Linked DNA regions of Homo sapiens: region 1 is linked to region 2. Evidence: read pairs that join two places in POLR2A ChIA-PET (ENCODE). Cell type or tissue: HCT116. All regions are shown on one strand. Each heading gives the region's core, and the rest is flanking DNA. Links, peaks and the distances in the headings are about the cores only.

What was found. ChIA-PET counts read pairs that join two places held together with the same protein. Peaks named below come from ENCODE experiments on the same cell type or tissue, not always from the same donor. Only the 100,000 strongest peaks of a DNase experiment are listed, where the experiment ranks them.
Region 1: POLR2A ChIA-PET joins it to region 2 with 5 read pairs; 8 of 35 experiments call an interaction of 5 or more read pairs at or near these places.

Annotation. Positions count from the first base shown.
Region 1 is chr7:27,587,191-27,594,347 of GRCh38, forward strand. All of the region lies in intron 4 of HIBADH (3-hydroxyisobutyrate dehydrogenase), which reads right to left. Among named protein-coding and RNA genes, the nearest start is that of TSL, 25 kb to the right of the region's middle. In HCT116, for the core only: no CTCF peak of the experiment used is centred there; no DNase peak of the experiment used is centred there.
Region 2 is chr7:27,644,540-27,651,696 of GRCh38, forward strand. It overlaps HIBADH (3-hydroxyisobutyrate dehydrogenase), which reads right to left. Exons shown (of 8, transcript NM_152740.4): 2 at 4,934-5,094. LOC105375211 (a long non-coding RNA gene) reads left to right here and starts at 3,307. Exons shown (of 3, transcript XR_007060268.1): 1 at 3,307-3,391. In HCT116, for the core only: no CTCF peak of the experiment used is centred there; a DNase peak (open chromatin) is centred at 2,702.

The sequences.
Region 1 (7,157 bases), core at 1,907-5,906, 56 kb before region 2:
TTTGCTACCTCCTTGTATCATTAAAGATGAACAGCCAAAGTCCACAGTATTCTAACCTCTCTGCAGTGGGCTACTGTTCTCCACAAAGAGCTGAGAGGAAAATTAATTGCAAAAGAAAACCTTCTAATCAGACATGAAGTGGTGTTAAAGCTGCAGATTCCCCACACTTGACAGATGATTTTACTACCAGAAATATGAAATTTAAATCTTAATGACCGAAAGGAAAATCTGGTATAACAAGTTATATTGGACAAAAAAAAATGAATTATTAGGAGAAAATGCTGTAGTAGCTTTTACTAATACCTACTTTTAAATAAAAAGAAAAGAAGTGACAAGAAATTTCATTAGGTAAAGTTCATGTGAGATAGCTCACTGCCTTGTCTACATTCTCCCCTCCCCTGCACCCTCTAGCCCTAGTCATGCCACTCCCAAACACATGCACTTCCTCTCCCCACTGCCTATACCCTCTCGCCTTACCGCTACAATTAGGAGGTTTCGTTCTTTTTCAATAACTCATTTTAACCCATCAGTGATTTGAAGGTTGAGATGAGTATTTGAAGCCATTTAACCATTTCTAATCCATTCAAGACAACTGAGAAAAAATTCCAAGGTACAGCTGTAATTCCAAGATTCTCACCCAAGCAACCTCATCATAAAATGAGACATTTTAATCAACTGAGGAGGTAAGAGAAAAAGAGTCCATCAGTAGTTACACTTTCAAAATAGCAGTTTCCACAACATGAGTAGAGTATAGCAGTTTAGAAGAGAAAGGGAATAAGTAATGTCTGTTTATGAATCATGCAATGATACAAATACCAACAGAAATTTAGCTAAAATAGGGATTACACAGTGATATCTGGACATCAGTCCCCAAGAAATGTTTCTAATGCACAAATCTTTAGGATCTTTACTCTGAAAATAACAGTTAACTGTTGATTACAAAACTAAAAAAATGAAAAGGCTGCTGGCCAGGCACAAGTCAAATGTAACCATGTTTCAGGTTTAAAGCTTATGGACAATGGAGGGTTGTTGGTTTTTTTGGTTTGCTTCATTTGCTAAGTGAACTTGGAAAATGTGTAAGGAAAGGAGGTCCAGGATAAATACAAGGCAAGAAGTTTTGGTAAACAGTTTTTATTTTTTATTTTCTTTTGTTTAAGAGATACGGTCTCACTCTGTCACCCAGGATGGAATGCAGTGGCATGATCATAGCTCACTGTAGCCTCTAACTCCTGGGCTCAAGTGATCCTCCTGCCTCAGCCTCCCGAGTAGCTGGACTACAGGTGTATGCCACCACACCCAGCTAAGATTTTAAAAATTGCTTGTAGAGGCAAGGTCTTGCTGTGTTGCCCATGCTGTTCTCTAACTCCTGGCCTCAAGTGATCCTCCTGCCTCAGCCTCCCAAAGTGCTAGGATTACAGGGATGAGCCACCACACCTGGCCCAGTATAGAGTATTTTAAAATATATCATGAAACCATCTTATTCTCTGCTAAGATGATTTTACTAACTCTATAATTTTGCTTCTAGAAATTACTAAAATTTCCTCAATTCCATCTGAGCAATCAATACTCTAAAAGCACAAAGTGTTATATTCTCTAATTATTTTTACTTTTTAACTCTGTTCTTGATCAGAAATGAAAAAGTAGAGTGCCTATATGCTTGGCCTTAAACCCCTAAAATCCAATTGTTTAGGAATTGCTTTTCAAATGCCTCATTTGTAACCACTTTTTAAAATCAGTATCTCTTATGTTTTGAGAGACCCGACCACAGTTTTTTTAAATTATACTAGTTAAAACTGAAAGCAAACTATTTCACTCAAGTATGTGAATAATATGTATGAAAATTAGGAACTATCTGCATTTGCAGGGACAAATAGCTATCCCACAGGAATGAATTTTAAAATGTGGGAATGGCATTATTAGGTAATATAGGTATATTGAAAATGTGTATTTTTATGTTATAAAATGGTTTTATCAGCATGTTATATTTCCACTTAAAAATTCAGATTAACAAAAAAGGGTAAGTATGCTTCTATTACATTTTTAAAAATCACTAAAATGCTTATATTTGAATTAGGAAAACCTTAATTTTTTTGTTTTAATTTTTATAGTGAATAAAACCTTTTCCTTCAAATCTTTATACATAAGTAGAAAACGAGTAACTAGAATTTATCCTTAAACTATGCTGCTAGCTCTCAAATTCTTATTGACTAAATGAGAAATTCACATTTTCCCCTTAATAATTCCAATAGTGATTTTAATAACAATAGGAGTAATTAACACTATTCAGTACATACTGTGGATCAGACACTTTTCTAGACCCTTAAGAAATCAACCCTTGAGGTATGTGTTACATAATAATGCCTATTTTACAGATGTAGAAAGGCACAGAGATATTAAATAACTAGGATATATGCCCACTATGCATCAGAGAAAGTGATTCTAACTCCACTGTCTTCAAATGTATGGTAGAAACTAAAAGGAAAACTGAAATCAAGTACTTGATTGTAAGACAATCAGTAAAAAGGCAATTTGGGGAAATACTTCTCTGTATATAAAATGAAGAGAGTTATGTTCTCTGAGCAACCTTTTCTGTGGCAAAGACTCTGTGGTTGACTTTTGGGTATATGTGAACATACCCAAGTCATACAACTAGTAAGTGACCTACATTGGAGTCCTGAATCCAAATCCCGTGATCGTCCCATCACACCAAACTGCCTCTTCTCAAAGTTCTAGAAGTCCTGTTTTGTGAACCAGAGTAAGAGTTCTGATTTGGGTTACAACATTCTCAAGTAAGTACTAATGTGTATCTTTCCACAATGATTACATTAGAACATTCTGATAAAGTCAGCCCTGAGGTTAGGATTTTGGTGAGAAAAAAAGAAAACACCAAAATCTCATTTGATTTTCACAAAAAGTCAGGCCCTAAAAATGGCATTAGAGAAAGGAATATGCCCACTCCAAGAGATTCAATGGTACATCATTTCATTTAAGTCTCAAAATAAGCAATGCATTTAGACTCAGCACCAACAGTCCCATCACTTTTATTTACACCCAGAAAAGTTGAGACTCAGAAAAGTTAATTTGCCCAAAGTCACACAACAGATAGAGGAAATAAAAGAACTCAGATCTGAGTTCAGATTTCTCATGTAAGTGCTCTTTTCACTATACCTAATGCACTTCTATACTGCAATTAATTGTTCTGCTGCCCATCAGTCAGAATTTCCTGCTTATCCAAAACTGTCCATTTTACAAAGCAAAAAGAGTAGGCCCCAAATTTCCAAACCATCTGAATAGTTTCTTCTTGATACTTTCAGAAGCACTAAAAAACATCAAGGTTTCTCATGGAACCAAGTCAGCAAAAAATAAGCACTGTACTTAACAGACCTCTAGTTTGAAGATTTTAAAAGGGACATCTGCTATTGCTTAACCACCACCCACCTAATCCCTTTAGAGCTCTACATCTATCTACATACACCTCAGCTGTAAAGCATTCTGAAGGTATCTGTTAATCCCGTCATAGTCCCAGATAAGGATCTCACTTAATCCTATAAAATACAACTATCACTTTCTTCAAAGTTTGGTCATAATATTAGCAAATATTATTTGAATCATTTGAATTAGAAAAGCACTTTCTTATACCATTTAAGAAGATACTACCAGGTACGGTTAAGTGAAATTATATTTCCAGCCTTTCAGTGAGGGACTCTGTTCGCTTCAATCCTTGAATATCTCCCTCAAATAACAGAGAAATGGTTAAAGGCAGGAGACAGGATCTCAGGAAAAATATTAACACTGCAAGAGAAAAGTTGATTTTTCTTTTTATAAGGAACTTAACTGATACCATCATATTTTGGTATCAAATGGTCTCATCTAAGTCTTACATTTTTAATTTGAAGTTTAGCTTTCAGTTTTTCTAAATTGAGGCACCATATAAATTCAATTAGGTAAATGGGTACGATCAAAACATCATTTAAAAAATACTCTACGAATCTCAGAGACTCTCCAAGTCTCTCCTTAGAAGTAAATTTTAAGTTGGTGAGGACCTGAGCCCTCTCAGCTCACTTAAGATTATCACCTGTGGCCGGGCGTGGTGGCTCACGCCTGTAATCCCAGCACTTTGGGAGGCCAAGGCAGGCGGATCACGAGGTCAGGAGATCGAGACCATCCTGGCTAACACAGTGAAACCCTGACTCTACTAAAAATACAAAAAATTAGCCGGGCGTTGTGGCAGGTGCCTGTAGTCCCAGCTACTCGGGAGGCTGAGGTAGAAGAATGGTGTGAACCCGGGAGGCGGAGGTTGCAGTGAGCCGAAATCACACCACTGCACTCCAGCCTGGGCGACAGAGCGAGACTCCGTCTCAAAAAAAAAAAAAAAATTATCACCTAACCCACCACAAGTTCTGACTGCCTTCAGTGAAGAGCGTGGGAACTTTCATTATTTTGTTTAACTTTCATTATTTTATCTGCAAGCATTTACATATACACACAATGTAAGGCATTTATAAAGACAGTATTTTCTAAAAGTACAACTAAATCTGTCCCCTTGAAACTTAGTTTAACAATTTACTTGTTAACCTAGGTAAAAACAGCATCTTTTAAATGGAGTTGTGGGCTTCTAAAATCTAAATACATTGCTATGTTAATTTCTCATGCTAGCCTTTTATATCCCCCAATCAATGTAAATGCTTTTCTGAATACAGTGATTCTAGAAGAACCTTCATGTGAGTGTCTTGTCAATCGAGCTAATCTCATCTCTTCCCACTTTCCTCTCCATTTACAACCAGAAATGCCAAAATCCAGAAATATCAAACTTCCATATTTAAGCAAAAACATTGTGTTATTTCACATTTCTGTATCTTTGTAAATGCTATATTCCCTTTGCCTGAAAACAGCCTTCCCCTTCCTCACTTGGAAAATCTCTATTAATCTTTTAAAACATAATTTGAACCTCACCTATTCCAGAAAGGCTTCCAAATGATGCCTCAAATGTATCAACAGCTTCATTTTGTGTGTTACATTTAGTGCAATGTGTTTTTTATGAATATGCATCTGTCTCACCTAATACATTATGATGATCTTGAGGTCCCTGAGGGTCCATTTATCTTTTTCCTCAGCACTCAGCAGAATGCATGATACAAGAGGTACTCAAATGTTTGCTGGATGAAAGAATGTTTAAGATAACGAAGAGACTATCTGAAGAAAAGAGACTGAATTTTTAGGTCAGAAACCAAAATAGGAAAGATGAGAAGAAATAGCAGGATGAGAATAAAAACAATAAAACAAAAAGTACTCAGACCAACTTGGTTATTTTTTATCCCAAAAGCCACACCTTCGCCTGGCCCCATTCATCCTATGAGTTATTCTTGGTGAATGTTATAGGCTGACTTCTTGTAAAGCCTAAATTTAAGGTACTTTTAGGAAAACAAACAAAAAAAAACATGCGACAACTTTTCTCTATATCTATATCTCTAGCTCAAGCTACCATCCGTGTGTGCCTGGACTACTACAAATGCCTCTCACTTGTCTCCCAGCTTTTACTCACACCCTGTCTCTAAAATGTTTTCCACACTATAGCTACCATAATCTTTTAGAAATCCTAATCTGATTATGCTGTCTCCTTACTTAAAACTTTCAATGGTTTTTAGCATATGAACAAAATTAGTAACATGGTGAAAAAGGTCTTGATAGTCCAGCCCAACCTCTCTCTTCAGCCTCATCCAACACCATACTTCCCTGTTTAAAATGTGCCACCAGGTGCTCAGCATGCTCTTCCTCTGTGCCTAGTTAACTCATACTCTCCTTTAAGGTCACAATCAATGGTACTTTTTCCAACAAGACTTTCCTGACCTCCAAGAAAATCCACCTTAGGTAAATACTCCTATGGTTCAATGTAACCCTGCTGTAGCACAGGGCAAAATATGGTACAGTTTTTATGATTATATGATTAATACAGGTTGAAAGGATCCCCAGTCCAAAAATCTGAAATCCGAAATGCTCCAATGAGCACTTCCTCTGAGCATCATGTCAGCCCTCAAAAAGATTTAGATTTTAAAGCATTTTGGATTTTCAAACTAGGGATGCTCATCCGGGTATGTATTCTGCAAACACTCCAAAATCCAAAACGCTTCAGGTCCCAAGCATTTTGGCTAAGCAATAATCAACCTGTATCAGTTCCCCCAGACTGTAAGTTCCAAGGGCAGGGATTGTGCCTATTCTGATTGCTCACTTTCCAGGGCCAATGCAGTAACTGACTCATACTAGAAACATAATATTGGTTGAGGAAATGAATAATGCAAACATACATTTAAAAAAAAAGATATTTCTTCAACATAATTTTTCAAAAACCTCCTTCAAACCAAAGCTACCACTGTGTTTAAGATTAACTCAATAAAAGCATTTTCATTAATGTCAGGAACATGACAAGGACACTTGTTATCACTACTATTATTCAATATTATTCTGGAAGTATTAACCAAATGTTTAATAACCAGTTAAGAAAGAGAGATAAAACTTACAAAAAGAGGCAATATGATTTAGGAAAAAAAGGCACAAAATGATCATTTTTAGACCTAGAAAATCAAAGAGAACCAACTGAAAAACTAGTAGAATAAGAGAATTCAAAAAGGAAGTAGAGTTCAAATTAATATATAGAAATCAATACCTCTCATATGTATAAACATCGATGGAAATTTTTTTTTAATAAAAGAGAAGTCAGTTTACAATACCAGCAACAGAGACAGGAGAATGGTATGAACCCGGGAGGCGGAGCTTGCAGTGAGCCGAGATTGCGCCACTGCACTCCAGCCTGGGCGACAGAGCGAGACTCCGTCTCAAAAAATAAATAAATAAATAAATAAATAAATAAATAAAATAATACCAGCAACAACAAAGATAAAAAGACTTTGGAATAAGCTGTTGAAGAAATGTTTAGGTTGTTACATAAAGATGTTTTTGTTTTTTTGTTTTTTTTCTGAAACAGAGTTTCGCTCGTTGCCCCGGCTGGAGTGCAGTGGCACAATCTCAGCTCACTGCAACCTCCTCCTCCTGGGTTCAACTGATTCTCCTGCCTCAGCCTCCCGAATAGCTGGGATTACAGACATGAGCCACCACGCCTGGCTAATTTTGTATTTTTAGTAGAGACGAGGTTTCACCACATT
Region 2 (7,157 bases), core at 998-4,997:
CAGTGAGCCAAGATTGCGCCACTGCACTCCAGCCTGAGCGACAGAGCAAGACTCCATCTCAAAAAAAAAAAAAAAATTAGCTGGGCGTGGTGGCGCGTGCCTGTAGTCACAGCTACTCGGGAGGCTGAGGCAGAAGAATCACTCGAACCCAGGAGGTGGAGGTTGCAGTAGGCCAAGATCGCACCACTGCACTCCAGCCTGGTGACAGAGTGAGACTCCATTTAAAAAAAAAAAAAAAATCAGAAATCTTATACGCATTAGCTATCATTCCTCTATGCCCAACTTTCCCTCTTCCCCAGCGCTAAGCAACCACTGATCTACTTTGTGTCTCTATATAGACTTCCTTATTCTGGACTTTCAGGAAAAGTCTATAGTATGTGGTTTTTTGTGACTGGCTTCCTTCACGCAGCATGCTTTCAAGGTTTATCAATGTTGCAGCAAATATTAGTACTTCATTTCTTTTTATTACTGAATAATCATCATTGTATGGATATAACACATTTTGTTTGGACATTCTATCCGCTGATAGATTTTTGCGTTGTTTCCACTTTTTCGTGATGATGAATAATGTTGCTAAATACATGTTTCCGTGTGGATACAAATTTTTTATTTCTCTTGGGTATATAGCTAGGTGTGAAATTGCTGGGTCATGGCATAATTCTAAACTTTTAATTATTTGAGGAACTCCCAAACTCTTTCCCAAAGTGGCTGTACCATTTTACATTTCCACTAGCAGTGTATGAGGGCTCCAACTTTTCTACAACCTCACAAACACATTGTTATCTAACTTTTTAATCTAGATTCTAGTGGGTGTGTCTCATGGTTTTGATTTTTTTTTTTTTTTTTTTTTTTTTTTGAGACAGAGTCTTACTCTGTCGCCCAGGCTGGAGTGCAGTGGTGGCAATCTCGGCTCACTGCAACCTCCACCTCCTGGGTTCAAGCAATTCTCCCACCTCAGCCTCCTGAGTAGCTGGTATTACAGGTGCACACCACCACACTTGGCTAATTTTTTTTGCATTTTTAGTAAAGACAGGGTTTCACCATGTTGGCCAGGCTGGTCTTGAACTCCTGACCTCAAGTGATCCACCTGCCTCGGCCTCCCAAACTGTTGGGATTACAGGCATAAGCCACCTCACCCGGCTGTTCTGACTATGTTTCTACGATGCCTAATGATGTTGAGCATCTTTTCACATGTTTACTGGGTCATTCATATATCTTCCTGGGAGAAATGTCTATTAAAATCCTTTGCCCATTTAATTGAGTTACTTGTCTTATGCTGGCGTTGTAAGACTTCTTCATATATTCTAGATACAAATTCCTTATCAGATATATGATTTGCAAATATTTTATCCCATTCTGTGAATTGTTTTTCACTTTATTGATGGTGTTCTCTGGAGCACAAGTTTTTAATTTTGATAAAGTCCAATTTACCTATTTATCATTTTGTTGCTCATGCTCTTGGTGTCATATCTAAGAATCCTTCGCCAAATCCAAAGTCATAAAGATTTACCTCTGTGTTTTCTCCTAACAATTTTATAGGACATCTTTGGGGGTTGGGGAGGTGGGCCACTATTCAACCCACTAAACAACCCATACAATAGATAAATATTATTAAATTGTAACTCCGTGGGTACAGAACCACACAAGAGAAGGCAAGGGAGACCAATGATCAGTGGCTTGACTGATCTAGGCACCTTATTTTCCAGCAATCTAGTTTATAAATAGGTTAACAGGTAGCTACATTTCAGAATCATCAACACAGATGTCACATACACACACTCAAAAATGTCTTTCACATTAATTTCAAAAAGAACCAAAACTCCGAAGTCAAAGACCTTTGTTTAGACATTGGCTCTTGCTATTCATTCACTACACAGTGGTAACCCCTCCTCTGAGAGGTATACATTCCAAGACTCCCAGTGGATGCCTGAAACCACAGACAGTACCAAATCCTATACAGACTATGTTATATAAACATATAGACTATGTTTTCTGGTTTGTTTTTTTTTCTTTTTAAGGCAAGGTCTCACTCCATCACCCAGGCTGGAGCACACAGCTCACTGCAGCCTCAACCTCCTAGGCTCAAGTAATCCTCCCACCTCAGCCTCCCAAGTAGCTGGGACTACAGGCACACACAACCACGCCCAGCATTTTTTTTTTTTTTTTTTTTTTTTGAGACAGAGTCTCCCTCTGTCATCCAGGCTGGACTGCAGTGGTGCAATCTCGGCTTATTGCAACCTCCGCCTCCTGGACTCAAGCGATTCTCATGTCTCAGCCTCCCAAGTAGCTGAAACCACAGACACACGCCACCGCGCCTGGCTAATTTTTGTATTTTTAGTAGAGCCGGGGTTTCGCCACATTGGCCAGGCTGGTCTTGAACTCCTGGCCTCAGGTGATCCGCCTGCCTTGGCCTCCCAAAATGCTGGGATTATAGGCACAAGACACTGCGCCCAGCCAGTTTTTCTTTATATATACACTCCTATGATAAAGTTTAATTTATAAATTAGTCACAGTAAGAAATTAACAACAACAATAAAATAGAACAATTATAACAATATGCGAGCAACACTACTCTTGCGCTTTGGACCATTATGAAATAAAATAAGGGTTACCTGAAAATAAGCACGCGATATCACAACACCCGATCACTGAGGCGGCTAGTAAGTGACTAATGGGCCAGGGAGTGTCTGCAGCATGGAGACGCTGGACAAAGGGATGATTCACATCCAGGTTGGGACAGAGCTGGACAGCACAAGATTTCATCATGCTACTCAGAACGGCATGCAATTTAAAACTTATAAATTGTTTATTTCTTGAATTTTGTACTTAACATTTTCAGACCACATTTGACCATAGGTAACTGAAATCGTAGAAAGTGAAACTGCAGATAATAAGAACCACTATATAACATTAGGGATATTATTTAGCTTCTCCAAGCATTGGCTTCTTGATAGCACTTCTGTTGCAAAGATAAAATGAGATAATACATACAAAATATTTAGCAAAAGACCTGACACATAGTAGGTGCTCACTAAATACTGTATTAGATTCTTTTCTCTCCCTTTCAAAACATAAATATCTCCTTCATGCAGGGATAAGCCTTATTCTTAAGGCAGCCTTCCTTCATACCTACCTAAAATTAGCAACACTAAAGAAATAAGAAACTTGTTGGGAAACAGAGGTAAGCCTGGTAACTTCAGAGTATGAGGTAATTCAGGCAGAGCATCAGAAAGCTCTAGAATTCTGGGAAAAAGCAGGAGAGAGTCACAAAGCAGTGATGATCATTACAGTCGTTCCACATACAAGCTGGAAGTACTACAGGCATAGAGGGAAGAGTACCTGTGTCTGTAACAACGTAAAAGGTCACAAGCTTCTGCTTTGCCAGTCTAGGGTAATAGTCCCCATTCAATTCCTACCCCACTCTTTGGTTAAATTCTGTTTTTAATTGAAGATATTTCCTCTGTTTAGAGATCAAGTACCCTTGTTACTCTTACTAACAGATAAACCACTGTAAAATGGCAATACCAAATAGATGTGTTATCCCAAAAAGTAATAACTGTCTCCTCAAAATAACTACTAATTGGTTCATCTCAGACTGAATATCAACTTGAAATGCTCACCATCTCTGAAGATGGTAAAAGGCCGCCTTTCCCAGATTCTCTACTATACGACTGATCAAATCTCTCCAACAAGGCTACTAAGTCCCTACATTAATTAAGCCTGTAAGCCTGCTATACTGGGAGTGTAATATCCGTATTCAGAGACTGAACAGGCAGAAGCAGCCACAACACTACCCTGAAAAGTTCCAAAGTCATACTTCCATCCTCACACTATACTGCTGCAATTTCCATATGGCACAAAAACCATGGAAAGGAAAAAGATTCAGATATATAGTTCTGAAAATGGCTTCTAAGTTACCTAAAGCTGTTCTGTAACTAGGTATAGCATTTTTCAGTATTTACTTTCAAGTCTATTATCTAGAAGCTGGCTGTGTAATTTTTTTCTCACCTTTTTCTCAGGAATTTTTTAGTATTCTCTGTTCTGGGATCACACACTATCCTCAGTTACCACTCTACAACTTGACCAAGAAGAATTTCCCTCATATCTAGAAAAAACAAACTATATTCGGATACTGATACATGGTCTCCTGTAATTTGAGTTATTGATAAAGTTTAACAAATCCAAACAACTCAAGACTTAACCAGCAGATGTTATCATCCAACATGATAAACTCTGGTACCAAAATTCTTTAAACATGAATGATAGCCTAAAAACACTAGAGATCCACTATAACTCAACTCTTCATTATAGGACATAGTGTTTTTAGGCTGTCTCCTGGTTTATGGCCAATAACTAATAATTATTCACAAAGTGCTGCCATATGATGTTTTCAAAGTATGTTCACATACATTCTCTCATTTGAGCTTCACAACCTAATGGCATAGGTTGTCATCGTTCACATTTTAAGAATGAGGAAATCAGCAGAAGTGATGTAACTTGCCCCCAGTAAGAAAGCATGTATCTGAGCTTCAACTCAAACTAAGCTTTATATCTCTAAGCCTACTCTTGTTTTAAAGACATATGTGCTTTTAATAACACAGGAGGTTATTTCCACCAAACTAACTACTTTAACAGCACAATCAGTAAAGTTACTATCTCAGAAAACTGATACAGAGCTAAAACAAGGCCCTCTGACCAAATGTGCAAAATGTTCCAAGTCACCTGCCAAAGAATAGATACCCCTGAATGTCTAACGAGAACTCTCCTTTACTGCAAATCTGGATGTTGGATGAATGATTACATATATATAAAATTAACACTGAATTAGGTTTACAACTCCATTGGGTATACTTCTAAGAAGCTGTCACTTATTTGAATGTATATTCATTTTTCATTCTCAAAATCTAAAACAAATCTAAAGAAAAGGTCTTACCTGTTCACCTGCATCTTGAAACTCTTTGCAGGCATCAGGGAACACATCATAAATAATAAGTGGATAGCCATGTTTCATGAGATTTTTTGCCATTGGATTCCCCATGTTGCCCAGTCCAATGAATCCAACTGGAGTCTTTGAAGCCACTGACCTAGAACACACTGATTTCAATACATTATTTTCAATAGGGGCAAATAACATTTTTTATTGTAAACATTCATTTAATATTAGCAAGTCAATTGTTAGATTTTTTTTTTTTAATAAAAGAAACTTTCAGGAACCAGGTGCAGTGGTGCACACCTATAATCCCAGCTACTTGGGAGGCTGAGGTAGGAGGACTGCTCGAGCCCAGGAGTTTTAGAACAGCCTAGGCAACACAGTGAGATCCCATCTCAAAAATAAATAATAATATTTATTAAAAAAAAAACCCACTAACTTTTAAAAGGCAAATTTTAAACTAATGGACCTAACCACATTTAAAGTTATCAACAATGTGCAGGCAGACTAACTTCTAATTATTTAGTTTTCTGGGGCACATTCACAAAATTTTAAGCATTTTTCCTGTTTTGTACCTGTATAACATTCTTTTACCATTTTTAACAATAAACTAAATAATGTTATCATTTATAAAACACCTAATATGTAATTTACTTATAATGTGAAGTATTCCATATTATCTCCCTTAATAATGTGTATAAAAGACAGAAAGTATTCAAAAAGACGTAAGTCTTGGACCAGCTTCAAGAATGGAAAAACTTTTTACCTTCCCACTCCCACAGTTACAGAAACCATCCCCTCCAATGATACAAAAAAAAAAAAACTCAAAAAGATGTTAAACCCAGGAGAATGGAATCACCAGTTTATAAAGGTGGTCCTGGGGTAGAAAGGGGAGATACCTCCATAGGCTTTAAATGGCAAGTGTAACAGTATCAGGACCTTGGTCTAACAACTCTGAACTTTCAGAAAAGAGAGACTTCCTTATTATATTTTTATTTATTTATTTATTTATTTATTTATTTATTTATTTATTTATTTTTTGAGACGGAGTCTCACTCTGTCACCCAGATTGGAGGGCAGTAATGCAATCTCGGCTCACTGAAGCCTCTGCCTATTGGGTTCAAGCAATTCTCATGCCTTAGCCTCCGGTGTAGCTGGGATCACAGACACGCACCACCATGCCTGGCTAATTTTTGTCCTTTTAATAGAGACAGAGTTTCACCATGTTGACCAGGCTGCCATTAAAAAAAAAAAAAAAAAAGCCTTAAAAACTACACAGGTTTTATTTATTCTTTTATTTTTCATATAAGACTTTTTGAAATTACTCCGTGGGCATATGAATCAAAGTAATGCGTTACAGAGTGGGGAGGCTTTACAGTACTATGGAAATAGCGTTAGATGCAATTTTTCACTTTCTAGATTTAGAACTCCACTCAATAAATATTCACTGCATGAAGTACTATGACAGAGCTCAGAGACAGACACAAGCAACGTATGGTCCCTGTCCTTTAAAAGCTCACAGTCTAGTGAGGGAAAAGAGAGAAGTAACTCTCCTTGCTCTTCCATTTCCCAGCATTCTTTTTCTTTTTTCTTTCAAGAACTCCAGCTTTAAAATTTGTAGTGCAACAACTAATCACAGTCCCTCTTTTAAGTTTCAGGTCCCCTCAACTGAACTTAATCTGCTCTTCCCTGAACTGAATCTGAATGGAATGAGATTTGTTAAAAGCAAATTATTTGAAGCCCTAATGCTTAAGAACTAGAGGTCTTCTTGGGTTGGAAGCATATTTAATTCCTTTAACTTAATGACTGACTCTAACACTTCCATTAAATGTGGGTGTCATTTCTGTGCAACATCATTTAACAGGCGCTAAGTTTAATACACTGGTATAATAGTACACTGGTATAATAGTACACTGGTATAGTTTGTCTTTCTGGCCTGCAAGGAATTCAATGACAGAAAAGTGACACCAAACTGAAATTTTATTTTGATATTAAACAGAATGAGTACACTTCATCAGAGAACTCTAACTAATGCTCATAAACAAACTAGCAATAATAGCCAGAAAGAAAATGTGGCATTACTGTGTTAAGGTTGAAAAGGTGTAATTTAGCAATCTAAAAACTTCAGCAACTAGGAAGATTATAATTTAAAGACAGTTAATTTAACAGGCAATTCACTCTAGGTCAAACAATTCATAAGTATGGTCACGTAGAACCACAATTCATT